Linked DNA regions of Homo sapiens: regions 2, 3, 4, 5, 6 and 7 are each linked to region 1. A link is a contact called in ENCODE Hi-C or POLR2A ChIA-PET data. All regions are on one chromosome and are shown on one strand. The core of a region is the stretch at or near the end of the contact, and the rest is flanking DNA. Distances in the headings are between cores, read along the strand shown.

What was found. Hi-C counts contacts between places; a loop is a spot of excess contacts on that map. ChIA-PET counts read pairs that join two places held with the same protein, here RNA polymerase II (POLR2A). Pooled maps may share reads with other maps.
Region 2: a map of CD8-positive, alpha-beta T cell shows a loop between it and region 1 (16-fold over the local background). The contact joins the promoter of HIVEP2 here to the promoter of STXBP5 in region 1. A Hi-C loop is called at or near these places in 2 of 168 maps with a recorded cell type or tissue (CD8-positive, alpha-beta T cell and sigmoid colon), 1 of 37 single-sample maps with no recorded cell type and 13 of 50 pooled maps.
Region 3: a loop to region 1 is called in a map of B cell, with 15 times the contacts of the local background. The contact joins the promoter of ADAT2 here to the promoter of STXBP5 in region 1. A Hi-C loop is called at or near these places in 2 of 168 maps with a recorded cell type or tissue (B cell and naive thymus-derived CD4-positive, alpha-beta T cell), 2 of 37 single-sample maps with no recorded cell type and 11 of 50 pooled maps.
Region 4: a pooled map shows a loop between it and region 1 (4-fold over the local background). The contact joins the enhancer-like site here to the promoter of STXBP5 in region 1. A Hi-C loop is called at or near these places in 1 of 168 maps with a recorded cell type or tissue (naive thymus-derived CD4-positive, alpha-beta T cell) and 6 of 50 pooled maps. POLR2A ChIA-PET finds 5 or more read pairs at or near these places in 1 of 52 experiments (activated CD4-positive, alpha-beta T cell).
Region 5: a pooled map shows a loop between it and region 1 (6-fold over the local background). The contact joins the enhancer-like site here to the promoter of STXBP5 in region 1. A Hi-C loop is called at or near these places in 1 of 50 pooled maps. POLR2A ChIA-PET finds 5 or more read pairs at or near these places in 2 of 52 experiments (B cell and IMR-90).
Region 6: a loop to region 1 is called in a pooled map, with 15 times the contacts of the local background. The contact joins the promoter of DCPH1 here to the promoter of STXBP5 in region 1. A Hi-C loop is called at or near these places in 3 of 37 single-sample maps with no recorded cell type and 13 of 50 pooled maps.
Region 7: a loop to region 1 is called in a map of CD4-positive, alpha-beta memory T cell, with 21 times the contacts of the local background. The contact joins the promoter of SF3B5 here to the promoter of STXBP5 in region 1. A Hi-C loop is called at or near these places in 3 of 168 maps with a recorded cell type or tissue (CD4-positive, alpha-beta memory T cell and naive thymus-derived CD4-positive, alpha-beta T cell) and 11 of 50 pooled maps.

The regions. Positions count from the first base shown.
Region 1 is chr6:147,203,162-147,205,861 of GRCh38, forward strand. It overlaps STXBP5 (syntaxin binding protein 5), which reads left to right and starts at 1,256. Exons shown (of 28, transcript NM_001127715.4): 1 at 1,256-1,521. The coding sequence starts at 1,372. It overlaps STXBP5-AS1 (STXBP5 antisense RNA 1), which reads right to left and starts at 1,453. Exons shown (of 11, transcript NR_034115.1): 1 at 1,252-1,453. LOC124901422 (a long non-coding RNA gene) reads right to left here and starts at 410. Exons shown (of 2, transcript XR_007059803.1): 1 at 1-410. RefSeq lists silencers at 439-858, 889-938, 959-1,038, 1,209-1,398.
Region 2 is chr6:142,943,902-142,946,687 of GRCh38, forward strand. HIVEP2 (HIVEP zinc finger 2) reads right to left here and starts at 1,275. Exons shown (of 10, transcript NM_006734.4): 1 at 1,198-1,275. It overlaps HIVEP2-DT (HIVEP2 divergent transcript), which reads left to right and starts at 2,588. Exons shown (of 3, transcript XR_001744397.3): 1 at 2,588-2,786. RefSeq lists silencers at 905-974, 1,115-1,214, 1,415-1,644, 1,875-2,504, 2,555-2,774.
Region 3 is chr6:143,449,412-143,452,122 of GRCh38, forward strand. ADAT2 (adenosine deaminase tRNA specific 2) reads right to left here and starts at 1,284. Exons shown (of 6, transcript NM_182503.3): 1 at 1,152-1,284. The coding sequence starts at 1,247. It overlaps PEX3 (peroxisomal biogenesis factor 3), which reads left to right and starts at 1,394. Exons shown (of 12, transcript NM_003630.3): 1 at 1,394-1,704. The coding sequence starts at 1,632. It also overlaps the pseudogene RNA5SP221. RefSeq lists enhancers at 290-1,272, 1,075-1,234 and silencers at 315-394, 455-534.
Region 4 is chr6:142,845,213-142,847,954 of GRCh38, forward strand. The region is part of intron 1 of HIVEP2 (HIVEP zinc finger 2); the gene reads right to left. Among named protein-coding and RNA genes, the nearest start is that of HIVEP2, 99 kb to the right of the region's middle. RefSeq lists enhancers at 777-1,470, 1,527-1,576. Within about 2 kb of position 1,444, at least 37 of the 41 ENCODE cell types and tissues checked have a DNase peak (open chromatin) inside an H3K27ac peak, as active enhancers do.
Region 5 is chr6:142,818,433-142,821,237 of GRCh38, forward strand. All of the region lies in intron 2 of HIVEP2 (HIVEP zinc finger 2), which reads right to left. Among named protein-coding and RNA genes, the nearest start is that of HIVEP2, 130 kb to the right of the region's middle. RefSeq lists an enhancer at 1,274-1,743. Within about 2 kb of position 1,304, at least 10 of the 41 ENCODE cell types and tissues checked have a DNase peak (open chromatin) inside an H3K27ac peak, as active enhancers do; they include B cell, where a contact is called at or near this core.
Region 6 is chr6:151,451,080-151,453,923 of GRCh38, forward strand. DCPH1 (damage control phosphatase 1) reads left to right here and starts at 1,387. Exons shown (of 5, transcript NM_024573.3): 1 at 1,387-1,507. The coding sequence starts at 1,467. RMND1 (required for meiotic nuclear division 1 homolog) reads right to left here and starts at 1,047. Exons shown (of 12, transcript NM_017909.4): 1 at 937-1,047. RefSeq lists enhancers at 775-824, 1,015-1,464 and a silencer at 1,625-1,744.
Region 7 is chr6:144,094,277-144,096,976 of GRCh38, forward strand. It overlaps SF3B5 (splicing factor 3b subunit 5), which reads right to left and starts at 1,297. Exons shown (of 1, transcript NM_031287.3): 1 at 608-1,297. The coding sequence starts at 1,221. The coding sequence ends at 961. RefSeq lists an enhancer at 1,047-1,746.

The DNA.
Region 1 (2,700 bases), core at 6-2,505:
ACCGTTCCCCGCTGGCAGCCTCTTCCATCCCAGCAGCTAACTGCTAAGACCAGACACGTTCCACCAACAGTAACAGCTGTAGGAAAGAACCCGTTTTTTCCCGTCTAGGTTTCTCTCCTTTTCCTAGTACCTAAGTCCATCATCCTCCTGCCACTGACATATCGTTGTCTAGACGCTCTTTTTCAAAACTCAAATCCAATCAAACAAAAACAACGCCCGTCAATAAAGCAAGAAAAATAATACTGCAGCCAGCGGCCAGGAGCGTGCACCCCATTAACGGCGAGAAAGCATCAACCCCTGCTGTAATGACTGAATTGGAAAGAAAGGTTTCCTGCTGCTTGTTAGTCGTCAACATTTTTACTATGCCAGCTGCAAGAGAAGCAGCTGCATACTCTGGCAACTCGACTGGGGTGGGAGAAATTTAGCCAGCGTCTGGGATTTTCGCAGAAGATAATTTAAGCCCCAGCTTCGCTCGGGCTGGGGGGCTGGGGGCCTGCTGGGCCAGGGTGGGGGAACCGGGCTGCGGCGCGCATGCGCAGGTACCGCAGCCCGGCTCCTGGGAGGCCCTGCTGCCGCCACCGCCGCGGCCCGCGCTGTAACCGCGGCTGCCGCTGCTGCTCCGGGCGGGCGTTGGTGCCGTGTGCCGAGGCGCCCTGTCAGGCGATGGGGAGCGGCTGGGCGGGGAGAGCCGACGGCCGCGGCGGCGCCTGAGGAACGCAGCCGGGCTCGGGAGCGGCGAGGGCGGGCCGGTCCAGCGGCGGAGGAGCGAGGCGGGGCGAGGCAGGCGGCGCGGGGACCCACACCAGGCGCCTTGTGTGCGAGGCCGAGCGGCGGCCGCGGACAGAGAGCCGGCGACCCCCGGCAGGAGGAGAAGGAGCCGGAGGACGCGCCGAGGGACTGCGGGGCCGGGGCGGGCGAGCAGCGGCGCGGCCGCGGGCCATGGACGCAGCGGCGACGGTGGCGGCGCCGGGGGCGAGCCGGGGCGGCGGCGCGGCGCAGAGTCCGCCCGCGGCCAGGTGAGGCTGGGCTGAGCGGGCTCGGGCGCCGCCGCCACTGCTGCTGCTGCTGCTGCCGGGCCGCGGAGCGAGGCGGCGGCGGCGGCGGCTGAATCGGCACCACAGCAGCCGCGCCAAGCAGCGGCGGCCTCGGAGGAAGAGGGGTCGCCGCCCAGGTTTCTTGCGGCCGCCGCTCTTGTCGTCGCAGTATTTCCTGTTCGGATTATCTTTTGCTTCCCCCCAGCTGCCTCCTTACCCTCACACTCCCACTCCTCCGTTTCCGCGGTCGAAGCTGCCTTCGGCCCCGGGTGGTCTCCCCCGCCCGGGGACCCCCTGTGCCTCCCCTCCCGGGCTGCGGGGGAGCCCCTCCGAGACCATGAGGAAATTCAACATCAGGAAGGTGCTGGACGGCCTGACCGCCGGCTCGTCCTCGGCGTCGCAGCAGCAACAGCAGCAGCATCCGCCTGGGAACCGGGAGCCGGAGATCCAGGAAACGCTCCAGTCCGAGCACTTTCAGCTCTGCAAGGTGAACGGAGCGCGCAGCCCCGCGACACCGTCATTGAAAAATTGGGGTTGTTTTAAGGGGGCTACTCGGGCTTTACATGGGAATGCAAGGGAAGAGAACGCCAATAATAATAATAATAACTCTAATAAAAGGCTCGCTCCTCCCTTGGCAAACGTTTCTTCGGTGGGTTGTTTTGGAGATTGATACCTTACTCCTTTTCATTGATTTTTCTCTCTCCCCTTTGCACATGCAGCAATCAGTTCAAGGTTGCTTCAAACTATTATCCGACCTTTAATCGTATTCTGACACTGCCAGTAATAACCTGGAAGCTTTTATATTCAAGCGTTTTAATATGATTCACCAACTTCGAAGTTTCCTTTGGAAACGGTGTCTAATGAATGTTGTTTATCAAAAAGCCAAACCTGTTCTACCACACCTTTGCTCATCACTTTTCCCTTAAAATGTGGTGTAAGTGGCTTACGATATGAAATCACAGGGTTCTTTTTATCATTATGTTTGTTAAAAAGTACTGAGATTTTTGCCTGTTAATGGCACGATAATTGCCATAGCGTTCTGTAATTCAGAAAGAATGATGCAGCGAATTAAGTCACCAGCTGCTTAATGAGAAACACAAACTTGCCTCGGTTTTAATACCTGCCTTTCTCATAAATAGCCATGTATTTGTATGTCAGAGTTAATTAAAAGTGTGCATATATATATATATATATATATATATAGGTCTAATGCCCTAAAATGATTATGGCCTTAATAGTAAATTGCAAAAATGTATGTTGTACTCATCTTCATTCTGTTACAAGTGTAAAATGTTGGGATAGAGGTTTGATTATTGCTCTACTGAATGCTTGACTAAAGTAATTATATGACAGCTTTTCCTTAGAAGTACTTGCGTTAGCATCCAAATAAAGTAATGATGAAATGAATACTGCCAAAATAAAGTATGAATTGCATTTAATGGGTTTACAGAATTTTGGACCATTGCAAACTTTAGTCATCTGGTGTCGGATGTAGTAGTATAGAATATTAATAAAAGATTTTCTTCTATGGAATACCAGTATTATGGAAAAGCGAAATTAAAGTATATCACTGGACTAGATTTTTGTTTGTTTCAGGTTCTATGTGAATAACTTTGTTAATGTAGGTTTCACTTATTTTTTCAAAAGCAGTAAGTGCATGTGTATG
Region 2 (2,786 bases), core at 25-2,524, 4.3 Mb before region 1:
CCCCAGCGCCCCCCATCCGCCGCCCACACATTATTGCTTCTCTCCTCCAAGTGTCTTGATTAAGGACCCTCTCTCTTCTCCGCACTCCCGAGGTTAAAGTGCCCCCGTTCCCTTGGTGTAGCTAGTTACAAGCTTTCCCGTTAGGGAAGACTAGTGCCTGCAGTCCTTTTTAGTTAGATGCTTTTAAGTCAGAGATGAGAGGAGCCACTTGAAGAAACCCTCCTTCCCTTCTTCCTTTCCCCCACTGGGAACCAAGTCCCTGAAGGACAACACCCAGGGACGCTTCCTGACCTTCTATCCCCTCACCCAATTTGGGCTTGGAGGGTTGGGGTCGCATTTTCTCATGTCCTCTGCTGCACTGGATGTGTTATGTAAGAGGGACAGAACGCGGGAGGCACATGCGTATAAAGCGCACCGATCTGTGATAACAGCTGGGGTAGCAGAGCGGATCTGGAGTCCACCCCCCCCCCCCACCAAATACGACAGACCCCACACATGCACATCAGCACCCCCTCCCCCACACACCCACACACACACACACACACGCACACACCCAGAGCAATGTTTTCCTGTCTCACCCCTACCAGTACCAGAGGCACAGAATGGAAAGGCGGGGGGTGGGGGTGAAAGGAGGTGAAAGAGGAGGAGGAGCAGCAGCAGCACATCTGCTTTGATAGCAGCCGGCAGTGCCGCCGCGGCAGAGAGCCCCTCGTTAACCCCCTTCCTGTGGCTGCACCACGTCATGGAACATTCCCGGAACGGGCCAACGTTCCACCCACTTCAGGGAACAGACATAAAGGCGCAGACCCAGTTCCCCACAGTGCACAGCCCAAACACACATGTCCCTTCCCGATCCCCCGCCAGACGGACAGACAAACACGCATGCAAACCGCCCCCACCCGTCTCCACGCGCCCGGGTCCAGCCGGCAGCGGCCAGAGCCGCTCTGCAGCCGGTGCACCCGCAAGGCGAGGGCGCCTCCGCCTGAACCTTCCATCGAGACAGTCCCCTCCTTCCTCGCTTCCTTCCTTCGCTCCTTCCTTCCTTCCTTCCTTGCCCGGGAGGTAAAGGGAGTCACTGAAATGCCCAGAGCCAGCGCCTTCGCTGCGCTCGCTCGGCCGCAGGCCGGCGGCCCGGGCCTCGCGCCGCCAGCCCGCCCGGCCGCCTGCGCCGCGCGCCGCGGCCCCCTCCCCCGCTACCTGACAACGGGCCGCCGCCGGCCGCCGCAGCCGCAGCGGTGGCCGGGCCGTGCGCGCCGGTGCACGTCGCTCATTAGTAAGCAGGCACATTCCTGCCTCCAGCGCTCCCGCGCGGCCCCCTCCCCCCAGGACATTACGCAAAGCAGCCTCCCCTCATCTGCATAGATCCGCGGCCAGGGTATTCCCCGCATTTCCCCACGCGCCCGACACCCCTCCCGCGGTCTCCCCCATCCCCGCCCCCTCCGACCCTCACCCTCGGGCCACCGGGAAGGGGCTGGGGGCACACGCCGGGGAGCGGGGGACGGAGTTCGGCGGCGGCGATTCCAATATAAAGTGAAACAAGCTCCCAGCGCCGAAGGAGGCAGGAAAAACCCAGCGTCCAGGCCACTTACCGAGCCGAGGAGGGACCTAGATTCCCGCCGCTCCGCTCTCGCGGTGGCCGGTCCGCCCTCCGCGCACCCCGAGGCTGCACCCAGCACCCCAGACGCGAGACGTGGAGGAACGCTGTGAACGAGCCGGGAGACCCTCCAAGTTGCTCTGGGCTCCGTGGAGCGTCAAGGTCCAAGACACAACTTGGCAAAGACTTGTGCCACAGTCACCGAAGATGTTTGTGCGGAGACCCTCCTGCGGGGAACGACGGCGCTCGGCGGCGCCCCGCTCTCCTCCTCTCCACCCCCTCACCTCCAGCCCGCCTCCCGCCGGCCGCCCGCCTCCGGGCCGCGAGCCCCTCGGGCGGCTGTCAGCTCCCGGCCGCCGCCGGGTGACAGGGGCGGGAGGAGGGCGCGACGCGGCGGCCCGAGCCCCAGCGGGCGAGGGGGATCCTCGCAGCCGCGGCGGCCGCTCACCTGGAAAGTCACCGCTGAGGAGGAGGAGAAGGAGGACGGGGAGGAGGAGGGAGAGGAGGAGGGGGAGGAAACCCCCCTGGTGCCCTTGTTCTCGCTGCCGCGGCGGCCGCTCCTCGCCAAGGCTGAGCGTGTCTGGTGGGGGGTGTCTGGTAGCATTTCCTTAAGGACAGAGGGAGGGCGGGCGCGGAGGGAGGGAAAAGATCCCGACCGCCAGCCCAGGCTCCTCTTGCCTTTATTTATTTTTCTGACACTGTACGGAGATGGGCCCGGGGCAGGGGCCGCCGGGCTCAGGCGGGAGCCGCGAGGCCCGGGCCGCAGCTGTCTGCGTGCGGGAGCCGCAGCGGCCGCCTCCCCTCCCGGGCTGTGGACGCACCGGGTTATTCCTGGCAGCGCCTCCCCGAACAGAAGTTACTAGGAGGAGTGCGCGGCGAGGGCGGACGGGGGGAGAGGCGGAGGGAGGGAGGGAGGAAGAGGGAGAGACTCAGCCAACGACGTCATCGGATCCCCCAGCGCGTCCCAGGGAGGGAGGCTGAACCAGAAAAACCAGTCTGGAGCCAGTGAGCGAGAGAGGGATGTGCGGCGCGCGGGGCGACGGGGGAGGGAGGCGGTCGGGAGGGCAGGGCCGGGCCCCACGGCTGCCGCTGCGGGCGGGGAGATCGCGGCCGCGCACTCGCTCGGTCGGAGCGGGGAACTCCCCGGAGAGCTGGTCTCTACTTGTCATGCAAAAAAACTTGGGCATCTCTA
Region 3 (2,711 bases), core at 34-2,533, 3.8 Mb before region 1:
GCTTTGACATTTTTTGTCTCTTAATTGTATTATAAACACCTAGGGATGTGATTCCATAGTTTACGTCCTCCTACACAGGATTAAGGAGGCAGCTGCTTCTTGGGTTTTAGCATATACAAGTTTCTTCAAGGTCTTAAAGGAAAAAAAGTACTTGTTAGGAGGGCTACATGTCACTGGGCAACAGGAACTTTTCAGCTTCATTATAATCCTATAGCACCACCGCTGTATATGTGGTCCTATAAGATTATAATGGAGCTGAAAAGTGCTAGCGAGCTTCTTAACTGGGATAAAAGTTTGTTTGTAAACGTATGTAAATGTATTTACATGTGCTAGCCCAGGGTCAACCTAAAAGGTAGCGAAAGTGTTTAGCCCAGAAGTCTACATAGAAACTAGGGTTGTCTACCTCCATACCACCCTGAATGTCCCCCGATCTCGGAAGCTAAGCAGGGTCAGGCCTGGTTAGTACTTGGATGGGACAATAGGGCTAAGGTGAGTAGATTTAATGCTCCAGGATAACGACCTTTACCGACAGGTCATTGTGTGGCACGTGGCTGTATGTAGTTATTAAAATGTAAATACATATATTTACAAACAAACTTTTTTTCCCAGTTAAGAAGCTCGCTAGCACACAGCATTCTGTTGAAAGCCCCCTTTATTTCGCAGTCCTGAAGGGAGTGAGGGAAGGAAGTAAAAGGGCAGAGGAAATAATGAATGAATGCGAGACGCCGATTGTACAGGGACTTGTTTCCATACTGCTCTCTACCAGAAACGTTCTCAGTTTCCTTCCTTCTGCTGGACATGTTCCAAGGGCCAAAACCTCAAATAATGTGACTTTGTAGATTGGAGAGTGTGTGACCACAGAAAGGAAAGGGAGGCAGCACGTGCCAGCCGGCGACAGAATGTTAAGTCTGCAGCATACTCCACCGCAATGAAACAAATAATTTGTGTATTTCCTCCCCTTCCTTCGCCCAGAGCCACTGTGAGAATGGGCTACAGAAAGTTTCGAGGCAGTAAAGCCAGTTGTTCACCCAGAACATCTGACTGCCATAAAAATTATGGTGACGAGAAAGAACGTTTGCTCAAATGCCGGGGTCGGGTTGAGGGCTGGAGAAAGGTCCCACCCCGCAGCATCTACCTCCCGGGCTCCTCACCATGTGCATCGCCTCCTCCATCCACTTTTCGGTCTCCTCTGCCGACACCGAGCACGCGCCGCTTGCAGCTGGCTTGGGTGCCGCCTTCGCCTCCATACCCAGCCACCACTCAGCTACAGAGCCCGCGGCAGAGGAGGAGCGCGGGCAGCGGAACGCGGCGGGCCCGGGACCCCGTTTCCGGGGGTAGTCTAATGAAAAGGCACTCGGGAGCTATTTCTGAACGGACCTGGGCTTGTCGGACCAGTGAGCGGCGGCGGCTGCGCGGCGGCAGCGGCAGAAAGCGTAGCTGCTTTGCTGTAGTCCACGCCCCCTTGCCGCTCCGGTGACAGTCTCTGCGGAAAGTCACGTTTGTGATTTCGGGAGAGCACAGAACGGGACGACGGCGCTCTTGCTGGGTCATCTGGGCCAGGTGACGAAGAAACAGTTTCCTGGTGAAGCAGTCCCTCACCCCTAGTCAGCCCACACCCCTAGGGCCTAAAGATGCTGAGGTCTGTATGGAATTTTCTGAAACGCCACAAAAAGAAATGCATCTTCCTGGGCACGGTCCTTGGAGGTGGGTGACAACGTGCTTGAAAGGGGGCATTGGGAGAAGGGGGTGGGAGAGGTGACTTCTTCTAAAATAAGGACAGGCCGGGCGATCCTAGTCTGGGATATGTAGAGGGAGTTCGATCAACCATGGGATGAAAAGGGAGGTGGCCAACCTCCAGGGTTCTCCCATCTCTGCAGTTGAGAAATGCCTCTGTGCCCTTTGCCCTGTCACCGACTCTTAACTCTGTTTCTCACCTATCCTTTTTTCTCACGGACCTTTGGAGAACTCATCACAGTTTAAGTTTCTGTTTCAAGGCACCATTCTCTTACAGGAACTTTTTAAAAAAAATTCTGCTTTCCTGTGAGATTCTGCATTTCTCCTTGGCACTCTTGATACTTTGGCTCTCACCCTTCTCAGGAGTTTAATAATAATCTAGGGAAGTTACCTATAGGCTGCACTTCGGGTGGTGGTTAAAGTCGATTTGAATTTTTGAAAACAGCGCAGTTGTCCTAAAGGACTGAAAGATATGGATTAGATAAAGAAAAACAAATCAATATTTTAGCTCTGTTTCTGCCATTTTAGAATACAAACTATGGCAGTAAGAAAAATGCTTGAGGGATGTTGTGCAATCTTCCTCAGGATCTTCAAGGTTGGGATCATTGTAATCTAGCTGACATAACTGAGTTGCACAGGCCCAGAGGAGATTTAGAAACAGATAAGATAAAAATCTTGAGACGCTTTTCCCTCATACAATGCTCATGTGATAATATTCAGGGATTTGAAGGAGGGAATAAAAGTTTTGTGAATTATATGAAAAGGACATCTAGGAACTATAAAAGAGGAAATTTGTTAGAACTTGAGTTTTTGAGAAATAGTCTCATCACTTATTACATGCTATGTTTACAAAAGTACTTAAAATCAAGAACAGAGTTTCCCAAAGAATTTGGTTGGCTTTTCTCTTAGTATTAGATTGTATTCTGTTCTCCCCAAACAATTTGAAATTAACAGTACGTATTAGATTGTATTCTGTT
Region 4 (2,742 bases), core at 194-2,693, 4.4 Mb before region 1:
TTTTGCAAGAATAGAAGCAAGACTTCCTCCTCTGTGGGAAATATTAGTAATCCTATTAAGGCACAGTGCAAGGTGTGTCATAGACACTAGAAGCAGATATGGTTTACTTTCAGTTCTCTGAGGTGATTCTTATTGGAATTGAAGTGGCTCTTCTGAAAACAATTAATCAACAATAAGTTCTCTCTCCCTCCCTCTCTCTCTTTCTCTCTTCAAAGTGTGTGTGTGTATATATACGTATGTCTTTTGACTAATTATTAGGCGTAGTCCCATTTTTTTCTCCTTGGTACCTATCACTATAATCATCTGTGTTTCTGTGTCACCTGCTTTTAGAATTACACATGGATATTACCAGAAGTTACAGAGTTAAATTTGCAACAGCACAGACTTCTAACTACAAGCCTGGGACCATGGTGGAAACAAAGGTTCAGTTAAGGAAGATTTCCCGAGCCAGAATTGATGTCCTCACTAACCAGGCTGCCAGGCTTAAATCAAATGAAGGTCGATGCAATGTCCCCAGAGGAAGCTGTTCAACTCGCCGGGTCGGTTCCCCAGAGCCCTGCCAAGGAGGCTCCTCAGATTGACAGCGCCCTGGCAGAGCTGCTGTCTTCCCCAGGCAGAGAGGCCCTCCCCCGGACAACAAGCTGGGTGCAAACTCGTCTTCCGCAGACACCAAAAGAGAGCACAGCAAAGCTAAGCGACTGGGGACAGCCACTTGTGGCTGAGACAAAGGCAGGCTCCCCCTGCCGCAGGACGATCACTAGGACTGTCAGGCTGTCGAAATGTATATTGCAGACAGGACATCCCTCCTGGCATCCAGTGTGAGCGAAGTCCAGGCCACGGCAACAACAGCCTGGCCTGAGGACAGCCTGCACCACACATCAAAGCCAGAGGCCCTGGGAGGCTGGCCAGCCGCCAAAGACGCCTGAGAGCGGCAGGGGAGTGTGTTGCCTTAGGACAATAGCAAACTGGGACGTGGTAGAGTCTGTAAATTCCAAGCACTGGGGAGGTCTTCTCAGAGATTTTACCCTCTCCTGTCAGGGCTGTGATTTAATTTCCTTTGAAGAAAAAAAAAAAGAAAAAAGAAAAGAATATACATTCCCAAATCTTCTGTCTGCAAAGGCAGACACCACAACGCAAGCTTAATGCACTCTGGTCCTTCCCGGCCAGCGGCCACTGTCTAACACAATACAGCTAAGTGAGATGTGACATTCTCCCGGTCCCCTTAATAGGGCATTAAGTCTAAGGAGTACTTAAGATCATTTAAATGCAAACATCATTGTTCCATTGCTACTAGACTCCCAGATATTTCCCATCAATTCTGTTTAATTAGAGTAGCACCACACGTTAATTATAACCTGACAGTTTTATTGATTTCACAGGGCACATCATACAGTCCCATTTTAGGTACCAAGGACTTAAGGTGAAGCATGAACCTCTCAGTCACAAAGATGACTCAGCCTCTTGGGCTGATGAGGTTCTGATTCTTCTACCAGGAGAGGTTTACCCACTTGCTCAACAGAAATAGTTCAGTAATCATCTTATGTCCTCACTTATTTCACAGCGTTTTGCAAAACAACACATCAAAAACAAACTAAGGAAAAAAAAACCTGTAAGAGTGTAAAAGAAATATCCATCTCCCTCTGTTCTGTGGTCTTAATCTGCAATTCTTAAGGACCAGGATGAGGTGCTGTGAAGGCTACGCAGGTAAAGCTGGCACCAAACAGAAATATGGTGCACTTCTGCCCCTGAAGCGACTGGCCCCACTTTGAGAAGCCATGCTGTAAACATGCTCATTAGAACAGAGAGGACTGGTCAGTTTTCCTTTCAGAGGAAATGAATATGAGTTGAGATCACTCAACTCTAATCCACCCTGTACCTCAGGGTTATACTCCCAGCAGCACATGCTCCACTAAGCCAGCAGTTTGTCATAGCCCAGCGTGTCATCCATAATGGCATGTTGGGGGTGGAATCACTTCCAATTCCTCACTAATCTGGTGCGGGGAATGCCAAGGTACAGAGTTTTACTTGATTGCATAAAACATAGAGCTATTTTCAGCTTCCAAATCATCGTTCTGGCTCTTTCACCAGTCCTAAAGCCATATTACAACCCTTTAAAAACATCTTTTCTATTCGGTTTTCCCTTATTTTAATATAAGCAAACACTTAAAGTAATCCCACTAAGTCTCTGAAATATGAAGCCATGAAATGTTAGAAAAAAAAAAGACGAAAAAGAGTTTAAGAGTTTTACACATATTTGCGATTTAAAATGGTCACTGCTGCTATGGTAGTGGGACTTGAGTTATCTCCAAACTCCTTATAAAAACCCTGGGCAATTAACACTTAGCAGGACTTCGGTGCCTGATGACAAAATCAATTCTGTTATAGTCACACTTCGAAAAATGACTTTGAAGAGTAACAATAAATAATGAAAATTAAACAACTGCTAACTGATATAGGAAGAACTTCAGCTATTTCTGTAATAATTCCACTGGGATTTGTGCTGAACATTATAAAAACAGGATGTTTTGTTTGTTGTTCTTCATAAAAGACTACTGAACCAGTATAAGACTCCAAAATATATGAAGACTACAAATCTACATGAAGTCTACTAATATTAAAAAAAAGCTAAGTGGAATTTTTATTCATGTATTTAACATTTTTGCTCAATGTAAGATGACCTCAGGAAACATGTTTCTTATTTTTATGAAAGCCAAAAGGAAACACAGTTATATAACATAATTC
Region 5 (2,805 bases), core at 54-2,553, 4.4 Mb before region 1:
TTGGGAGGCCAAAGCGGGTGGATCACTTGAGGTCAGGAGTTCAAGACTAGCCTGGGCAACATTATGAAGCTTCGTCTCCACAAAAAATTAGCCAGGCGTGGTGGCATATGCCTGTAATCCCAGCTACTTGGGTGGGTGAGGCCTGGGAATCTCTTGAACCCAGGAGGTGGAGGATGCAGTGAGTCAAGATTGCACAACTGCATTCTAGCCTGGGGGACAGAGTAAAACTCTGTCAAAAAAAAAAAGAAAGAGAGAGAGACAAGAAAGAAAGAAAGAAAGAAAGAAAGAAAAGAAAGAAAGAAAAGAAAGAAAGAAAGAAAGAAAGAAAGAAAGAAAGAAAGAAAGAAAGAAAGAAAGAAAAAGAAAAGAAAAAGAAAAGAAAAAAAAAGCTTTTAAAACCCAGTCCATTAAAAAATGCCCAGGAACCAGGCAAGGTGGGTCAAGCCTGTAATCCCAACACTTTGGGCAGCCGAGACAGGAGGACTGCTTAAAGCCAGGAGTTCAAGATCAGCCAGGGAAATATAGCAAGAACCTGTCAGGAAGGAAGGACAGAAGAAAGGAAAGGAGGGAGGGAGGGAGGGAAAGAAGGGAGGCAGGGAAGAAGGGAGAGAGGGAGGGAGGGCGGGAAGGAGGGAAGGAAGGAAGGAAAAAATTAGCTGGGCATGGTGGTGTGCACCTGTAGTCCCAGCCACTTGGGAGGCTGAGGCAGGAGGGTTGCTTGAGCCCAGGATGCAATGAGCTATGATCACTCCACTGCTCTTCAGGCTGGGCAACAGAGTGAGACCCTGTCTCAAATTTTAAAAAAAGAAAAAAGGGGAAAAAAAGAAAAATGCTTGGGGTTCAAGGTCTATGTAAGAGATATGCAAAACTTCAAAAATGTTGCAAAATGTTGTGTCTATGTGCATTTTCCTGGGGAAAAGAGTCAGGAGCTTTTATGAATCTTAAAGGGGTTTATAAACCTCTACCCCAGAAAAGGCTATGAAGCAAGAATCTACAAACTTCTGCTAAGCTTTTTAATGTTTTCCAAAAGGAAAAATACTTTTGTAAATTTAAGTTTCACATACAAGGAAATCCATTTCATATATAACAGGGAAGAAGATTCATATATTCTACTATAAGGTAACAACTTGATAAGGAGACACCGAAGTGACCCTTTCCCATGTTTCTAATAACTATTCAGGATGTTAACAGTGAAAGGACCATTTAGAAAGCTAATTTCCTTTTCATCATGCTTGTTAAGTGTTTACTTTAATTCACATCCTGTGTGACCCTATGGGAAAATTTTTAACTAATACTGGGGAAAATCCCATAGGGTTACACAGGATGTGAACAGGGCCTGTACTGAACTACCTTCAGCTTGAAAAATAAAATTAGATAGGTGAGTTTCACTTTCTGTTTGTCATAAGTTCCACTTTCTGGCTCCCAAAGCTTAGATCCACAGTACATCCATGTCCGTGCAATAAAATCCCAAGATTCTCACTCTCTGTTAAAGGAAGGATTTCGGCGTGTTGTATAGCAAAATCCTTTCAGCAGAAAAATGCAAATCTGTGGTGCTAATCAAGGAGAGGCGGCTGGAGCACTCCCAAATGCTCCTCCATACCTGGGCTCACACACAGTTCAGCTGCCGTTTTCCATTTCCTGTGGGGAACATACATCATACCACTTCCCCTATAGAAAAAAGAAAGCAGCCCGATTTAATTGCTGATGGAAACATTGTCATACTTTCCACTGGCCAAGCTTGAAACTATTACTGATCTAACCTTCATTAATTTTTCCACAACAATTTGCAGAAATGTCAGGAAGCAGCTGTACGAAGACTGATTAATTGTCCTTATCACCACTACTTTACCAGGCTCGCTCTCTCTTCTCTCTCTCTCTCTCTCTCTCTCTGTATCCTCACCACCTCCCCTCCCTCTCTTCCAGTTTAAAAATATAATTGGGATTTTTCTGTTTTGGTTGGTATTGGTGGTGGTATATCATACTCTGAAATATCCAGATCTATTTTTGATGTCTTTCAATGGCCCAAACATTTTCAGATCTGGAGGAGACCCCATGAAGTTTGGGACAGCATCCACGAAGGAAAAGGTTGCTTCCTGCTGATTACTCAGTTATAGCTGTTTAAACAGACGTTCATGAATTCAAGTCTTACAGCAACACTGCATTTATTAGTCAATCACAGACGCTAAAATTCACTTCCGAAATGTGAATTAGAAAATCAAATGCCCTTTTTCTATTTTTTTTTCACTTTCTTTTCTCCCTCATCATTTTCATTTGAGCTATACCATCTGTCCCAGCCTATCAAATAATGTACTGTGCATGCCTGGCAAAAACAAGTGGAACAGTACACCTCATAACCCCATGTAGGCAACCACTGAGCATCTATAAAAGTGGTACATAACAGAATCTGGCCATCTGGGGATAACTAGTTATAGCAAGCTTAGCTTCTCAGCCAGCACTCAGATTTGCAGACTTTTAACTAGTTGGCAAAGCATCAACCAGTGTTCAAGAAGAGAAACACTAACAAACATTTTTTTTTTCAAAACACAAGAATTCAGATATAAATTTTCAAAGGTGTACTTGCCAATGTTGCTGACAAGAAGGCTTCAAAAGCAAAGATCAAGGCACTGTCATGTCCTTGAAATGGAGCCAGAGTCAATCCAAATCTAGCATTTTGCAGCATTACTAAACTTTTTGGGTATGAACATATTTTTCCTTCCCCATATTGCCTGAATATATACAAGCAAGGGATTAAAGCCGAACAGACTTTGAACCAAATGACATAGTACCTTTCAGAGACAGCTCCAG
Region 6 (2,844 bases), core at 137-2,636, 4.2 Mb after region 1:
CCTCTGCCTAGGAAAACCAGAGACCTTTGTGCACTTGTTTATCTGCTGACCTTCCCTCCACTATTGTCCTATGACCCTGCCAAATCCCCCTCTGCGAGAAACACCCAAGAATGATCAATAAAAAAAAAAAAAAAAAAAAACACAACCAGCATCCATTCTCTTATCTTCCTCCACTTTGCATTTCTCCATTGTTTAACATCACTTGCACACCTTTAATTTTTAGTTTATTAATTCATACTGCAAACGAACTCAGTTCTTATCATGTGCCAGGTATTGTCCTAGTTGCTGACAATACAGCTGAAAATAAAATAGACAAAAATCCTATCTTTTGAATCTTTTGAACCTTGCATTGGGAGTGACAGACAAAACGAGGTAAATCAGTAAAATACGTGAGACACAAAGCTAAAGGAAAAAAATAAGAGGAAAGGGCAGATTTTTGTGTCTTCCTTCCAGAATGGAAGCTCCCTGAGGATACGGATTTGTGTTTTTTCCTATTATATCTCCTGACAATAGCGCCCAGCACATAGTAGGCATTCGATCGAATTTTTAAAATGAAATACAAGGCAGTTACTCAGTTCCCGGGCACATTTCAACTTTTAGAGAACAATTACACCAATTAAGAAAATCGATTACAGCTAGGCTACGATTCGAGAGCTAAGTGGCGCTCATCTTTGGGAGTATGCCGTTCAATTCCTCAAACTCAAAATTATTTTATCGATTTCTACAGTTACCGCGGTGCACTGGCTCAAAAAAAGGGTTCATTAATTGAGTGCTTTTTACTCCCAGCTAAGCTGACCAAAGATCACGGTAAGAGGCAAAGGGTCACAGCCGCACTGGCGTAACCCGTAACTGTACACGTTCCGGGCGGCCAGGAGCCAGGGCGCAGACCTCCAAGCCGGACCACTCGAGCTGCTAAAGAAAAGGCAATACACTAACCTCTCCGCCGGAAGAGAAGAAGGAAGCGCCAGGGACGCACGCTTCCTCGGCAGGACTGCAGGGAAAGAGCCGCACCCCCAGCCTCTCACTACTGCAGCCAACCCATCTCCTGGAAGGGCGCTCCCGCCCACCCCCGCTACTGCGCAGCCGCACTGAACTCTGGTCCCACTTAGCGGGAGAAACTCGGGCCACGTGACTGTCTGACCACGTGAGCCGCGTCGCCGCGACCTCTTCCGCTCCCTAGGCCCTGGGACCTCCCGGTCCCTTGCCTGCTTCCGGCTTTCGCTCGCTTCCATATCCGCTCCTCTAGTCGCCCTCCGCTGGCCCCGCCTTCGTCCCCGGAAGATTGGGTCTTCTGGCGAGCCACTGTTTGCCGTTTGATCGGGCACCAAATAAAGTTTCTTTATTCAAAAGCACTTTTTTTTTAAAGCCACACCACCCCCATTCTCAGCTCCTCCTTCGCGGCGGTACCGCCTCTGTTTCTGCGGCGATTGAACAGCCGAGCTTTGCGGCCGGGATCGCGGAAAGTGATGGCTGTCGTCCCGGCGTCTCTCTCAGGACAGGACGTGGGGTTAGTCTAGCTTTTCTCCTCCCCACTTTTGCGGAAAGCCGGGCCTCGCCGGGAGCCTGTGGGGACTAAGCGGAGGGCGCCCGCTCCCCGGTGGGCTGCGTTCGAGTCCCGCCGCCGGGCGCGGCTTTCCGGGGCGCCTTTGCGGGTTTCGCGGACTGGCTCGGAGGCGAAGGGAGGCGGCCCCGGGGAGGGAGCCTGCCCGCGGCGGCTGCTCGTAAGGATCAGGACAGGGGTCAGCTTCGCGGTCTGTTCCTGGCGGTCACTTTTTATTTATTCACTTTAATAGACGCGCTTTGGGGGCGTTAAAATTCTGCGTAAGAGTTGGGGATCTCAGCGCTATTAAGAAACGGGTTTCTCCCTGTTGTTGATCAAATCGTAATCTCACAGTAAGAACTGTCTAGTTTTTTGCTTTATAGTCGTCACGCTACTGATTCTTGGGTAAAGTTGTGGGTGACCGTGCAAATAACATCCATTTGCATAAATCGAATGGCCAAATTTATATTTGAAATTTGTCCTTACTTCAAAATATTGCAAAAGACGAGAACACTTTGAAGAAAATAAACCTGGGCAGAAAGTAGGTTGAGGCCAACAAAGTGGCGCCAATGGCCCCAAATTGAGGCAGTCACTGTTTCAGGTCATGCAAGTATAGAGAGTATCTCCTTCAATTTTGCGCCCTAGGGCTTCTGGCCTCACTCCAGTCCTGGCCAGAGACTTTGTTCCAGAGGTGCAGGAAATGTAGTAGTTAGGAAAACAGTAATACTTTCCAATTAAAGTAAAATCTCAAAAAAGGACTTACTATACCTACTGCCTGGGAAAATTCAAGTGACAGTTGATTTAATGTTCCTGCTCACCCTCTGAGGTATTAGTGATTTCTTTTATTAATGATTTTTAAAAATTAAATTCTGATCAACGTAGTTATTATGCGCATTAAAACCTAATCACTGTTTTGGGTGGTACTGAAAGCACCACAGAGTCGGAAAGTGTGTGCAGTTTTTTTCTTAAAGTTCTATAGCTATCATTTGAGGAAACCTTTTGAAGAAATACCCAAGTTACAATCTAGTAATTTAACAATTGTCTCCTGTGATCTGGAGATAAAAACACTAGTCAGCTAAGCTCTGTGCTCTATATTTAAAACTGCACAGAATTTCTCCACCAAATAAAGCTTTTTTTCTACCTGTATCATGTATTTCCTTAGAATGATATAAAATGATAATCTGTAAATCTTGGGTTTTGTATGAATAAAATCAAGAATATCTTTAATTTTTTAATGCAGGTATAAGTTTTTCTTCATCTCCAGCTTGCTTCATTCTTGAACACTTCTATAAAATCTCTGATTT
Region 7 (2,700 bases), core at 47-2,546, 3.1 Mb before region 1:
GAAGTCTTTGCTCAAATGTCACCATCTCAGTAACTTGTGCATCATATTTAAGATTACAGCCCTACCAGCTACTCCCACCCGCACCACATACATTGTTCTCCCCTCCCCGCAGCATCTTCTAACATTTGCTTATTACATCTAGTGTTTGACCTCCTTTCTCCACCACCAGCATAATGTAAGCCCCAAGAACACGGGAAAATGCCTGTCACATAGAGCTCAACAAATATTTGTTGAATGTAGAATGGATGAACTCGCTTGCCAGCTTGTCATTTCTGGAGACATGGCCACAAATTCCCAAGAAAAAAAAAAGGATGCATTTTAAAGAGGCTAGGGAGGACAATGACAGCAAAGACTGCAAAGAGTTTTAAAACAGGAGAAAAAGAAGATGGGATACAATAACCACAAATTTCAATACTGAAGGCATTGTGGGCCTGAAAATAACGCTCTTGGGAAAAGTGGCAGTCGGGGAATTAATTATAAAGGTAGACACGGCGGATCTAAGTGCCTGGCCATGGACACTGGCATGCGCTCCCTCACCCAAACCCACTTCCCGCTCAGCTCTTTCCGGAGCCTTCCACCCTAACACAGAAAGTTCACACCAAGAGACTGAACGATTTCTAAACTTTATGGAAAAAGCCAATGACAATCAATTAGCCAAAAACGAGACGCCAAATCCCATCTCACTCCAGCGCCATGCCCTCTTCTCAAACGCTCGCCGGCTCTAGGACCTCTCCACCAGCACAGTTCTCAGGAGTCCTGCTGGTCTCCCAGTGCTGTTCTAAGGGTCCACATGAAGGCAGGTCAGGCGGGACTCCCCGGGCAAGCACTTCTGTACGCGGAAAGCACGAGGCGCAGGAGCCATGGAGAGCCGGTCCTTTGGAGACAGGAATACTTAAGAGGATTGGCAAACCGGAGAAACGCTGGGAGAGGTGCCCCGCACTGCGGTGGTAAGGCAGAGTCTCAGTTCTCCTCGGGCTTGTCGGCTGGCGGTCCACAAGGCTGAAGCATCTTTTCCATCAAGTTGAAGCGGACTCGCGCTTTGCTCTCATTCTCCGCAATGGCGAAGTAGTTGAGAAGGTCGAAGTGGCCCATGTAGGAGCAGTACGAGTCGCGGTGTTGGTTCACCAGCCACTCCCACTTGGTGGTGTCGGCGTGGCCCGTGCCGATGTACTTGGACTGCAGGTGCTCCAGCTGGCTATGGATGGTGTAGCGGTCAGTCATCTCGCCGCTTTCCCCTTCGCTCTCAGGTCAGAGGACGCAGGTAACAACTCGCCGCTCTAGCGTTTTACAGGAGAGTGAAGCCACCGCGCGGAAGCTCCAGGTCCGCGCCGTCGCAGAAGAATGGCGTCACAACGACTAAGTAGCGTAACTCTCGCTCATAGGGCTCAGAGGCGGAAGCGGAAGCACATTCTGTCACGCAATTGGAGTTGCTGAGGCGACGCAACAAGTGTGCCTCCCCCCTCCATGGAGATCCCCGCCCCATCAGAGAATGTTGCATGATGGTCCACTTAGTGGCTAAGGGAGGCCCTTTTCCAACAAGGAGCGTTGCATGCTGGGACTTGTGGTCTTGGGAGTTCGTGCACGCAGGCTTCCGGGACTCCTGGTCGCGTTCTGTTGTTTGTTTGTTTGTTTGTTTAAGACGGAGTCTTGCACTGTTGCCCGGGCTGCAATGCAATGGCGCGATCTCGGCTCACTGCAACCTCCGCCTCCTGGGTTCACGCGATTCTCCTGCTTCAGCCTCCCGAGTAGCTGGGATGACAGTTGCACACCACCACGCCCGGCTAGTTTTTTTGTATTTTTAGTAAAGACGGGGTTTCACTGGTCTCGAACCCCTGACCTCGTGATCCGCCCGCCTCGGACTCCCAAAGTGCTGGGATTACAGGCGTGAGCCACCGCGCCCGGCCCCTGGTCGCGTTTTAAAAGTGATCTGGGGACCTAGTGGAGGGCGATGTCTGGAGGTGGGGAGCATCCGTGGGTGGCTTGGGGCTGATAGGAAATGGGAAACCCAAGAATGACTGGACTACGAGCAGCCCCGAAAATAAACTCTTGGTGTATTTCGGAGCCGTCGTGGCGGCACGGCCGTCCCTTCACAACCGGGGATGGATTACCCAGAAGTCAGCAGGCGCCAGTTCTGGTCCCAACTATGTCTCTTAGGAGTTTGTGGCATAAAAGAGTTATTTCAGCTCTAACCAGGGTGCTTGGTGAGCAAGTACAGCACCAGTTCCCACACATTCCGGCTTCCACCTCAAGCTCCTCCTTCCTCTCTAGCCACTTATTTTGATATCCTCCCTCCAAGGCCTCACCTCACCCTACTTGGCTCTTCCATTCAGTGGGTTTTGTGGATTCAACCAACCTGATTGAAAATATTGGGGGAAAATATCAGTCTGTACCGAAATGCAGACTTTTTAAGGTTATTATTCCCTAAACAATACAGTATAACAACTATTTACATAGCATTTACATTGTATTAGGTATGTTAAATAATCTAGAGACAAACTATACAGGAGGATGTGCGTATATGCAAATACAAGCCGTTTTATATCAGGGACTTGAGCATCCTCTAGTTTTGGTATCCATGGGGGTCCTGGAACAAATCACTCACGAATACTGAGGGACAACTGTATTTCTCCATGTTACCTGTTGTGTCCATCCCCATTTCCTTGTACAAGCTATTCCCTCTACGTGGAATGTCTGTTCCCT